Linked DNA regions of Homo sapiens: region 2 is linked to region 1. A link is a loop called in an ENCODE intact Hi-C map of the cell type or tissue named here. Cell type or tissue: PC-3. All regions are shown on one strand. Links, peaks and the distances in the headings refer to the core of each region. The heading gives the core; the rest is flanking DNA.

Evidence for each region. A loop is a pair of places that touch in the nucleus more often than their neighbours do. Peaks named below come from ENCODE experiments on the same cell type or tissue, not always from the same donor. Only the 100,000 strongest peaks of a DNase experiment are listed, where the experiment ranks them.
Region 2: a loop joins it to region 1, with 6 times the contacts of the local background. A loop is called at or near these places in 3 of 110 quality-filtered maps.

The regions. Positions count from the first base shown.
Region 1 is chr1:98,328,083-98,333,475 of GRCh38, reverse strand. No RefSeq gene overlaps it. Among named protein-coding and RNA genes, the nearest start is that of LINC01776, 120 kb to the right of the region's middle. In PC-3, for the core only: no CTCF peak of the experiment used is centred there; DNase peaks (open chromatin) are centred at 2,115 and 4,435; H3K4me3 peaks cover 546 bases; H3K27ac peaks cover 5,000 bases.
Region 2 is chr1:98,403,702-98,409,094 of GRCh38, reverse strand. No RefSeq gene overlaps it. Among named protein-coding and RNA genes, the nearest start is that of LINC01776, 200 kb to the right of the region's middle. In PC-3, for the core only: CTCF peaks have their summits at 2,078 and 2,277; no DNase peak of the experiment used is centred there; H3K4me3 peaks cover 561 bases.

The DNA of each region.
Region 1 (5,393 bases), core at 187-5,186:
TTAAAGATGTGGGGAGGGAGAGGATGTGAGGGAAAGGGAAGAGTAGAAGACAACTCTCAAGAGGGAGGCTAGAGTCGCAGAGGAGAGGGGTGCCAGGCTTGATCTAGAGGTACACATGGAGGAGCAGATTTAGGGAAAGAAAACGACTTCAGTTTGGAGCACACTTGTTTAGAGGTTTGTAAGGATGTTGAATGGTTCTTTTTTTCCACCTAAAAATGAAATTTGAGATGTGGACCTGTTTATTAGCTTCCCAGGGCTGCCATAATAAAGGACCTCAAACCAGGTGGCTTAAAACAAGTTTATTTTCTCACAGTTTTAGAGGCTAGAAGCCCAACAACAATGTGTTGGCAGGGCCATATTCCCTTTGGCTCTAGAGAAGAATCCTGCCTTACCTTTTCCTAATTTTTCGTAGTTGTCATAAATCCTAGGTGTTCCTGGGCTGGTAGATGGGTCACTCCATTCTCTGCCTCTAACTTCACCTGACTTTCTCCTCCCCTATATCTTTATGTCTGAATTTATCCTGCAAAGACTCTATTTTCAAATGAGATCACATTCACAGCTTCCAGTGAATATGAATTTTGAGTGAACACTATTCCACCCAGCACAACCCCTAACAAGGGTAAAAGAGAGGTGGCATCCCATTTACGAGGGTGTTATCAGTAGTTGATGGGCTTTAGGGAAGCCTGCCATTGATCCAAGGAAACCATGCACACCACCTGGGCAAGACCATCACTTGGTGAAGGCCACCAGAAGCACAGAGAACAGAATGAGCAAGAGTCTGCCCAGTAGCTTAAACAAAAAAATCTCATCCTCCTGTGTCCACCCTCCCTGCCCAGACCTGGTAGTGCTTAGGAAAAGAGGTGTCCCAGGGATCTACATAAACCCCTGGAAGTGAGAGGGCTGGCCAAAGCCACTCTCCCCACTTAAAAACAATGAAGAAGAGAGTTTGAATTAAATATGGAATTAAGGTTGTAAACTAGACTGGACTACATTTTAATAATTGACAGTGGCTGAAAAGCTCTGGAATCTTCCCGGATGTTATGAGATTCAACATAGTAAGGTTGGATATTACTAAGGCAGTTATCGGAAAACAAAATTCATATCTATACCTTAATATATGGATAGAGGGCCCTTTGATCATCTGATGACAGGCATTTGTGAGATGTCTAATTAGGCTGAGATGTCACAATGAAGGTGTAGCCAAAGGTGTTAACAGAACTCGTGAGAATAGAGGAAGATACCGCAATAAGGTGATCTAATCCAGCGTGTCTGCTAGGCAGGACAACACCTAAATGTACTCACAGAGAGAATTTCACACCAAATGAAAATAAGAAAAGTTCTCATGTTCTGGAAGCCAAAGCAAGCCCCAGAGGACTTGTACTACACTGACCTCCTTCTCTAGCTCTGCCTTTTCCTTGTCTTTTTACCATCTGCAAAGGAATTTAAGTTTTACACAATAATATTCTTTTTTTCCTCAAAGCATTTTCTTTCTCCAATCAGGTCACGATAGTTTCTGGCACAGATCGTTCATCCTTTTAAAAATACCCAGTGCCACTTTTCAAATAGCTAACCACACCCTGCTGCCAGTCAACCACATTCCCTGAAGATGCCCACTATATGCAGAGCAGGATATTAAAAGCCAAACAAGCAAACTGAAAAATGAAAAAGGAATATTAGAGTTGATCAACATGAGGAAACTTTATTAGCCACAATTTCAATCCCCTCTGATCTGAATAGGTATTCCAAACATATTGTGTGAACTGGGGTTCACCATAAGGTACATTTTTTAAAGTCTGCTTTTCCAGTATTATCATACCAGCTGGAGTTACTTATTTCATTCCAGCTCAGTGGGAATCTACAGGCTGCATAAAAATACATTAAGGAATATTTATAAGATGGCAAACAGGACCAAATGTATCGGAAAGAATAATATTGTGCATTGCTCATTACAAACATGATTATTTTGTGTATGTAACGGATGTGTTGTTAAAGCACAGTGGGTTGTTTGAAGTTTACAAGTTTGTTATGGATTGATTTATTCATGAAATGCTTTGTTTCTATGACAACTTTATTGGTTTGCCTGTGGTCTAAATACATATAGGCATGGCAGGAATTCCACGGTACAAAACAAATTACACAGTCACCCCTGAATCACTTGCTGCCTTTAGGGAGTGTAGCAAAAGGATTTCCAACCAGGGCAGACATCACCATTCCCAGAGCCAGCATTAGAGAGATCACATAATAAAGGAGAAAAAGGCTTTTTAAAAAGAACAACTTAAAAGTCTCCAACAGCCTCCAAGTCTGTTATAGAAGGAAAGATTGAAATGAGCAACGAAATGCCCAACATAAGATAAGAGAAATACAATCTACCCACAATGCATGAGGGTTTTATTTAAGAAAAACACTGATCAAAGGCCCATATTTCCTGCTATAAATAATACCCCTTGAAGAATACCATTAATATTCACAACAGTTGTGTAACTACAAAAGAAACTGAGAATTGTTGTTTAGAGAAAATAATAGTGGATTTTGGAAGATAAAAGGAAAAGGTGGAAAAGAAAAAAAGACAGAAAAAAAGATATTTACTGTGGACCAAAGATCATTATTCAGTGAAACTTAAGTCAGGGAAATCATGCCTAAGGGGACCTAGACCTTGTGAAAGCTAGAAAAAAGAAAGTGGAATCCAAATTATATTCCTCATATTACCCCTGAAATGCATCCCCATGTATGCATGGGAGGAAAAATTAAAATGAGAAGGATTATTTAGAATAAAATTATTGCTCTTCATAAATTTAAAGAATCTCATGCTACATCATGAAAGTAGCCTTAAATATGGGGGCACAGTGATGATTTCAGTGAAAAACACATATGAAGCAAGATATATTTTCCCCAAATCTCTGTTACATGTTTTTGTAAAATCTCCTTCAATTTTTCTGCTCTTCTTTTTGTTTTCATGAACTTTTGTTGTGTGTTGATAAATGTCAAAGATCGATTATGTGGTATATGATGACATACAAAACTTAGAATTTCAGTTCCTCTTTCAATTCCCACTAAAGGGCTGGATTAGACAGCCATGCGTCCATCATGGTACCCAGCCATCACACCATGGCAGATTAAGTCAGAGGTGAACATCTGACCTAGGAAAATCAATCCATTCCCTTGCCAACAACTAATTCATTTCTTTCAGTAAATTGCATATTTAGAAAATAGTAGAGGAGAGGAGTACAAAATGAAAGGTCACGTCAAGTGAGGTTTGGAGCAGCCATTGTCAGCCATGACGCACCAACGTCATTCTCTAGAGAAAGGTAGAAACAATGAAGCAGAGGGACCCAAAGAAGATCAATCGCATCGGCCACTAAAGAGGTGAGGTGAAATGGAGCAGGTAGACGTCTCAGTCCCTGGGGGCTCTAGCTCCCAAGAGACGTGGTTATAACTTATTTCTCTGAGGATATCATACCTTAACAACAAATTGTTCATTTGAGCTAACTTGAGGAAATTTCCACTGCAACTAAAGAGCCTTTATTAAACTGTATAATCAGAGCTTGTCATTTCTAACCATGGTTAATTCATCTTTTCAACTGAAATTTGCTACTTAAGGAAAGCTATATCAACTATTGATATGGCGTAGGTACAGAGTTCTGGTAACTAACTGAAAAAAAAAAAAAACTGAAGCATACCCTAGATATTATCAGTCCATTGCTTGGATAAAACTAGCCTAATTTCTTGGTGGTCCAGTTGGTCTAAGCACCAATCAGCAGTAAAATTTCAGGCCAATATTGGTGGCAAGCAACTCTGCAGCAACAAAGCAATGTTGTATATATCTTATATACTACACAGGACATAATTGTCTTTATTTGCTGCATTTGATAGTGTCCAGTTCGATAAATTTGGAATATGGAACACCCTAGAAAGCATCTCTTCCTTAAAAAAATTAAAATTAAAACAAGTGCACAGTTGTATAGTTTACAAAAACTGCCCTTGTGTTAGTGAATCAAGACTATATTCACATACAATAGTTGAATGTTTCATATTTTGACTTTAGGCTTCAGGGTGTTTACTGTGATACTGTGAAGAACTTGCATAGCACCGTCCTACGAGGCGGCCACTGCCATGCAGTATTAGGAAACTGGCCCTTACATACTGTCATGTTTCTGTTGAATTCAAGCCTCTCCCAAATTTGAAAAGAAATCAGTAAACATGTTAATAACTATATCCCACCAAAGTCAGTTTCACAATTTGACTCAGAAACACAGAAAAAGAATGAGTAGACTTTCAAGTGCACTGAAAACTAAGTTTTTCTTGGGAAAATTTAGGTGCTATGGTTACTTAGTTATTCATACATCCTTTTAATAAAGGTTGTTTGAGGTCCTTTGATGTACAATACTGGGTCCCTCCTTGGAGACTACCCACCATCAGATAAGCCAGATAATTCACAAGTAAATAAAGCAATAGGATACTGACAGATGATGACAAATGCTGTGTAGGAAACCAGTGTGGGGCTGAGAAAGGTATAAATAGAGAGGAGGAGGAGATAAATGACTTTAGATAGAATAATTAGGAAGTGATTTTTAAGCTTAGCCCCAAAGAGCAAGAAGAATTTAGCCATGGGGTAAGAAAGTGGAAAGGGGCAGAAACTTTCTAAAATGGAAGGGAACAGTAAAAGGAGGTCTTGAGACAAGAAGGAGCTTGGTATGTTTAAAAACTAATAATGATAATAAAATTCACAGCTAACACTGTTCTAAGTGCTTTACTTCTGTTTGGTAACTTAACTGAGAGAGGACCAGTGTGGCTCCACATGGAAAGTTCTTAGTATTTATTGAATGAATAGATTTTTAAAATAACTGCCTACGTCCTTTAAAATGCTAATTACTTATCCATGTGATGCAAAAAGTAAGATGGGAAAGGGCACTGACATGTGAATATTGAAAAAGATACTCAGATGACACTGATTTGCACACCTGCTATTTAAGTAAATACTGCAGTTCTAAGTCACAAGTATATTTTCAAGGTGCAGCTCCTGGAATATATATATTTTTACTCCATGGTTACGAAAAGGAAATCTGTCCTGATGAAAGGCCACTGCATTGCACAGCTCCCGCTTTGCATGCCTTCATGGGCACCATTCACATTATATTCTTTGTGAATGGTGTTGTCTAGAATTTTGTAATGTGGTAGCCCTGCTGACAAAGCCATATTTCCACTGAGGTCACCAGGAGTCTGACTTACCATGATCATACTTACCTCCAAAGGTAAAAAAGAAAAGCGAAGAAAACTTGAATCATCTTGGAAGAGGCACTCCGAGAATCTTTCTGGGGAACACATACCATATGAGCATTTTATCTAACACTTTAGTGCCTGAACCGTTTTGCTAATTTGACATGGGAAGCGCTAAT
Region 2 (5,393 bases), core at 173-5,172, 76 kb before region 1:
ATATTATTTGTACACCATAAAATATATTGTATGAATATAAATTTATTCAGACCTTTTCATGGAATAAAAATTTAAATATTGCTGTAGGTTGATTTTGGTCATTTTAAATGACCTTTGAATTTGTCTTAATGACGCTGGCAACAAAGAAAAATGAAGAAATAAAATAAAGACACAGTGAACTTTTGCATAATTTATATAAATGACAGATGAAAAACAGATCTCACACAAACATGCTAGAAACTCAGGGCTTGGCTGTTTTCTAAATCACAGTTATACTATAGGAGACTATTGTACTTTTGATCAATGCACTTAAAAATATATTTTAAAATTCCTCTGATATATTTTTAAAAAATCAGAATTGCAGGTTCGTCTTTGTAAAATCTGAATTGATACTTGTATGATAAGTGCTTAGATGACTTAAAAATATTAATCCATACTTAATGGTATTTCTTTGTAACTTTGATTAGATCTTTGATGATGCAAAATAATTGGTTTCTGGTAGTTTTATGTCAGAAAGGTGAGTTCTGTTAAACACCTGCTCTCCCTTTATTAAAGAACCATTGCAATGACTATTTTTAAGTAATAAAAGGTTAATAAAACTATTATTATTTTGTTTAACTGCCTTCTAAAACAACCAACCTCTTAAAAGTTATCCTAATCAAAATCTCAAAAAGCTGTTCTAACCATCAGTGAATCTTTGATATATCTAGCGGCATTTGGATCGTAGAAGAGCTCAAAATCAAACAAATGAATGCTAAAACTGTGAATATAGATAATACTTATGAAGCCACAGAGACCACCTTCAATTTTTAAAAATAAAAAAGGATATCCACATATCCAAGTTGTAAAGCATATTTTAAATAAGTACATGCCATCAAGAATAGATTTAAAAAATAAAAAAGCAAGAAAGAACCCATTCTTTTTCCACACACAAAAATGGTGATCCAGAAAAGAAGCATCTATACTGGAAATAAAGAAACGAAGAAACTTAACTAAGCATAGGTTACCTCAACTGCGATGTACACATAGAACAATCAAATATGTAAGGCAGAATGGATTTATTGTAGAGAAATGAAGTGAATGAGAGCATTTTCCCAAATATATCAAGGGAAATGATGAGATTAGCAAAAGGTAAAATACATACCACTAATGATAAACAAGGGCAAGAAATAACAAATTGCTCTTAATCGCTAATGTTCTGAATTAAGAGAGAAATAATTTGGTTCACTGAGAATCATGCAGACACTGCAGAAAGGGTTACTGACAAAAGACATGTTAAAGAAATCTTGGTTGGGAGGCCAAGGTGGGCAGATCACAAGGTCAGGAGTTTGAGACTAGTCTGATAAACTTGGTGAAACCCCGTCTCTACTAAAAATACAAAAATTACTCTGGCGTAGTGGTTTGTGCCTGTAATCCCAGCTACTCAGGAGGCTGAGGCAGCAGAATCACTTGGACCCGGGAAGCGGAGGTTGGAGTGAGCCAAGATGGCACAATTTGCAGTCCAGGCTGGGCAACAGAGCGAGACTCCATCTCAAAAAAAAAAAAAAAGAAAAAAAAAAAGAAAGAAATCTTGGAACAATTTCAAAATGCACAAATTCCGAAACTGGATAGCACAGAATCTGAAGGTGTCAGAAAAAAACTTATATTAATCTTCTTTGAATCCCTTAAAATTATTCGTAAGATATCCTTAAGAACAAAACAAGTTTGAGAAGAATTAAAAAGCAAAAACAAAACAGAAAATATGAAACCTTACTCTTAAGAACTGAGACAAGTGATCTTGGGTATGGCTTAGTGTAAGTCTATTAACAAGTAAATGTTATGAAGCTACGCCTCATAAATTGTTCAAGTTCCTTAAAGGTAATAAAAATTATATCTTTTCAATAAATTTATAACATTCCTGGTGATTGTTTCTTTCTGTGATAATAGTAAGGTTATAGATAATACAGATGCCAGATTTTCCAACTCAGTGGTTCTAATGAAAACAACAACAACAACAAAACAAGGACTACTAAGTGAAATATGAAGTTTATCTATTTGTGCATCTTCTGTTTATGCCCATAAGTAAAGTGAAGTTAGAGAAATAACACCTATGCTCCTTTTGAAAGAACATAAAATCAAATCACATTTCTCTCAGTCATTATCTGATTAAAATGGCTTACACTGCATTCTGTGTTTTTGGCTGTTTTTGCTAAGAAGTAAAGGAGGTGGCGCTTTATCACAGAAAATGAGGAGGCTAGAAATAATGTTTTAAAAGACTTTTATACAGCTTAAATTCTAAATATCTCACATAACAAAATGCAAAACAATAAGCTATTAATAACCCATGTTCACATAACCTTATAAATAAGGCAGTGTACTTTGAGAATCTTAAATTACTAATGTTTTTTATGTCTGTGTTTTTTTCTCCTATAAGAACAGGTCTGCACTAGTCTGCATTAATTAAATTTAAGTAGGATTTCTGAGCCTGGATCATCATTAAGTCTGTGGCCCTGATTTAAATCTGCAGTAAAACATTTCTCCATTAAGTCTTGTGCTTTTGTGTCATATTTCATACACTAGTTGTCTCTTAATTAAATCCATGATGGTCCACCAACACAGACTATTAAAATAACTATACTTTGTACTTGACATATTTATGAGACAGAATCATAAGACTATAGACTGATACTTGAACTACTCACTGAGAAATGCTAATAAGATTATGATGAAGGTAAGATTAGAACATTCCTCTCTTTTCTCTTCTCTTCTTTCTAGAGATTTATTTTTATAACTGCAGTTCACTTCTATTTCAGGTTCTGACTTTTTCTCCAGACCATCTGAAAGCTCTTTCATTGTAGAATGACTGCAAATTAATAGTCAATAGAAATCTAGGAAAGTGTTCATTTATATCACATGATGTTAATATAAACATAATATAAACATTGAACTATATTTTTTGAGTTTTGCTTTATTCACAGCTGCAAGTAAATATGTTAATCTAGATATATGTTTGCCAATCCTTTAGGCATTCAGAGTGAAGAAAATTTACAAGGACTGAAACGAGAAAATAGCCCTGAGTGAAAAAGCAGTTTACTTTTAGATGGGGTGAAAGGAAGTCCATATATGTCAACCTCAGACATACTGAATTTTCAATCTGCTTGCCACAAAGAATGATGCTGTCTTTCTGGGTGAGCTTTCAGAGAACTTATCACATCATACGGTAAAAGACAGTTTCCAGTTTATTTTGTTTGCTTTCAGTGGCCTAACGTACACTTTAGTTTTTGTTTCATTTCTCTTACAAACATTTTTGTTTGTTTGTTTGCCATGTAGAGGGTAGGGCCTTTAAGGGAGAGAAAGGTACTTGAAGGATTAGGACATTTCAAATTACTGAAAGTTGTGTCAAAGTAGAGACTGTAGAAAAAACAACAAGTAGAATAATCATCAAGTGATCTAACACAAACAGACATTATCTAATACAAATATAGGGAGGAGTTCACAACTGTTAAGTCCATTATTTGCTTCTTACTAGTTCAGTAGATGTTCTGTAGCTTTTAAAAATATTGCTGTGCAATTCATCATTCAGCTCTATTTTTTCAGCAGAAGTTTTTAAAAAGTATTGCAAAATAAAAGATTAACTTAAAATAAATTATAGTTTTATTATAACAGTGGTCTGCGATGAAAAATGCAAGTATAAAATAAATTCTAATGTCATGTCAAGAATAGCAGCCACAGTCAGGCAGCTCCTCTAAACACATTAAATCTAATAAAATCACCCTCACATACTCCTGACACTAGTAGTAATTAAAATAACTTGTTTCAAAAAAATTGGTCCTATACATGAATACTTATTGGCAATTATTTCTTAGTTCTTCAAACCAAAGATAACATAATTTGATTCTCACACAATTTTCTTGTAAATGCAGTTCATATTGGGTTTTATATGCAGCTTAAGACTGTTAATTGCCATTTTGAGCCTCACAGTAAAATAGGGTTCAATATGTCGCTTTTCTCAAGCATACAGAAATGTTTGAGAAATGCTTGTCTTAGTCTAATGAACTGTGAATAATTTACATCCTGAGTCCTATTTTTCAGTTTAAGTGGTTCTGACTTTTCTTGACGCTTGTAAAGCCTAATCAACTTGTTACATTCATCTGATTAAAGAAAGCTATGGCAAAGTAGATGAATCCAGTGCTTCTTAAAGGAAGGTATGGTGTTTTGATTTTCTAAAGGCCACTGTTTCATTTGGATCTATTCTTCCTTTGCCACACTAGATGACATACTGTAAACTAAGGATTTTATTTATATTTGTGAGAAAATATTATCTGACTTAAAAGATTTGCAAAATCCCCTACCTCCTGGCGGGCGCACTCGATAACTTCCTGAATTTACAGAGACCAAACTGTTCTGTCAGGTATAAAAAGGAGCTGTTTCAGGGCATGAACATTTTTTATTTCTGAAAGAATCACAAATATGAGATGTGATTCCAGCTAGTTCTGAACACGTGTGTAAACAGAACTATATCAAAGAGATCAAGGCAGTGAATGCATTCAACAGTGACCACTGAAAACAGCAGCTTTGTGTCACCAGCATGAGAGGGTGCTGCAGACATTTTATCTTGCACAGGGGGCTTGGTAAAGAAGTAAACTAATTTAATATTCACCATGTATTTGCTCAAGAATCATCTTTTGTTCAAGGCTTAATTTCAGAGAGACTTCAAAATATATTACAGAACCTGTGAGTTGAAAGGAATTTTAGAGACAATCTGATTTTACTCCTCATTTTGTGAAAGAGGAAACTAAAGTCCAGAAGAAATAAGTAACACACTCATTATTACATAACCGTGCAACAGAATGATTGCTAACAGAATAAAAGGACATCATGATGTTGACTACTTAACATTATGGATGTGGGGAGGAGATGTGGGAAATATCTGTGAATGGACTGCAAACAGATTCTAAGACTCTATTATGCTGTGGCTGCCAGTAAAAGAGATCTCTGTTTGAAGCGACATGCCTGCCAGCTATGTGATTTTTTCATCCTCAATGTGAATTTTGAAAGACCTACATGTAGTGGAAAATGAAGAAGAAAATGAATTTATTTGCATTTTGAATCTATCTAAATATTAACAGTCCATGAAGTTAAATGGCAGAATGGATTTCTGTTGTGCTTGAATATGTGATTCAACATACATATATCATTCCTGGAAAAACTGTTAATTAGAATATATCAAAAGAATCATCAGACAAAGCTAAACTGTGGATATCAACCACCCAAAAAAGTCCAGGTAAAGAAACTGAAACACAGCCACTGGCAAGAAAGTTGAAGGAAACACTAAAATTAGGTTTGGTAGTAAATGAGCAACAGGGAGAGGAAGGTAGGCCAGGGGTCTTAACCCCAAGACTAGGACAAGAGAA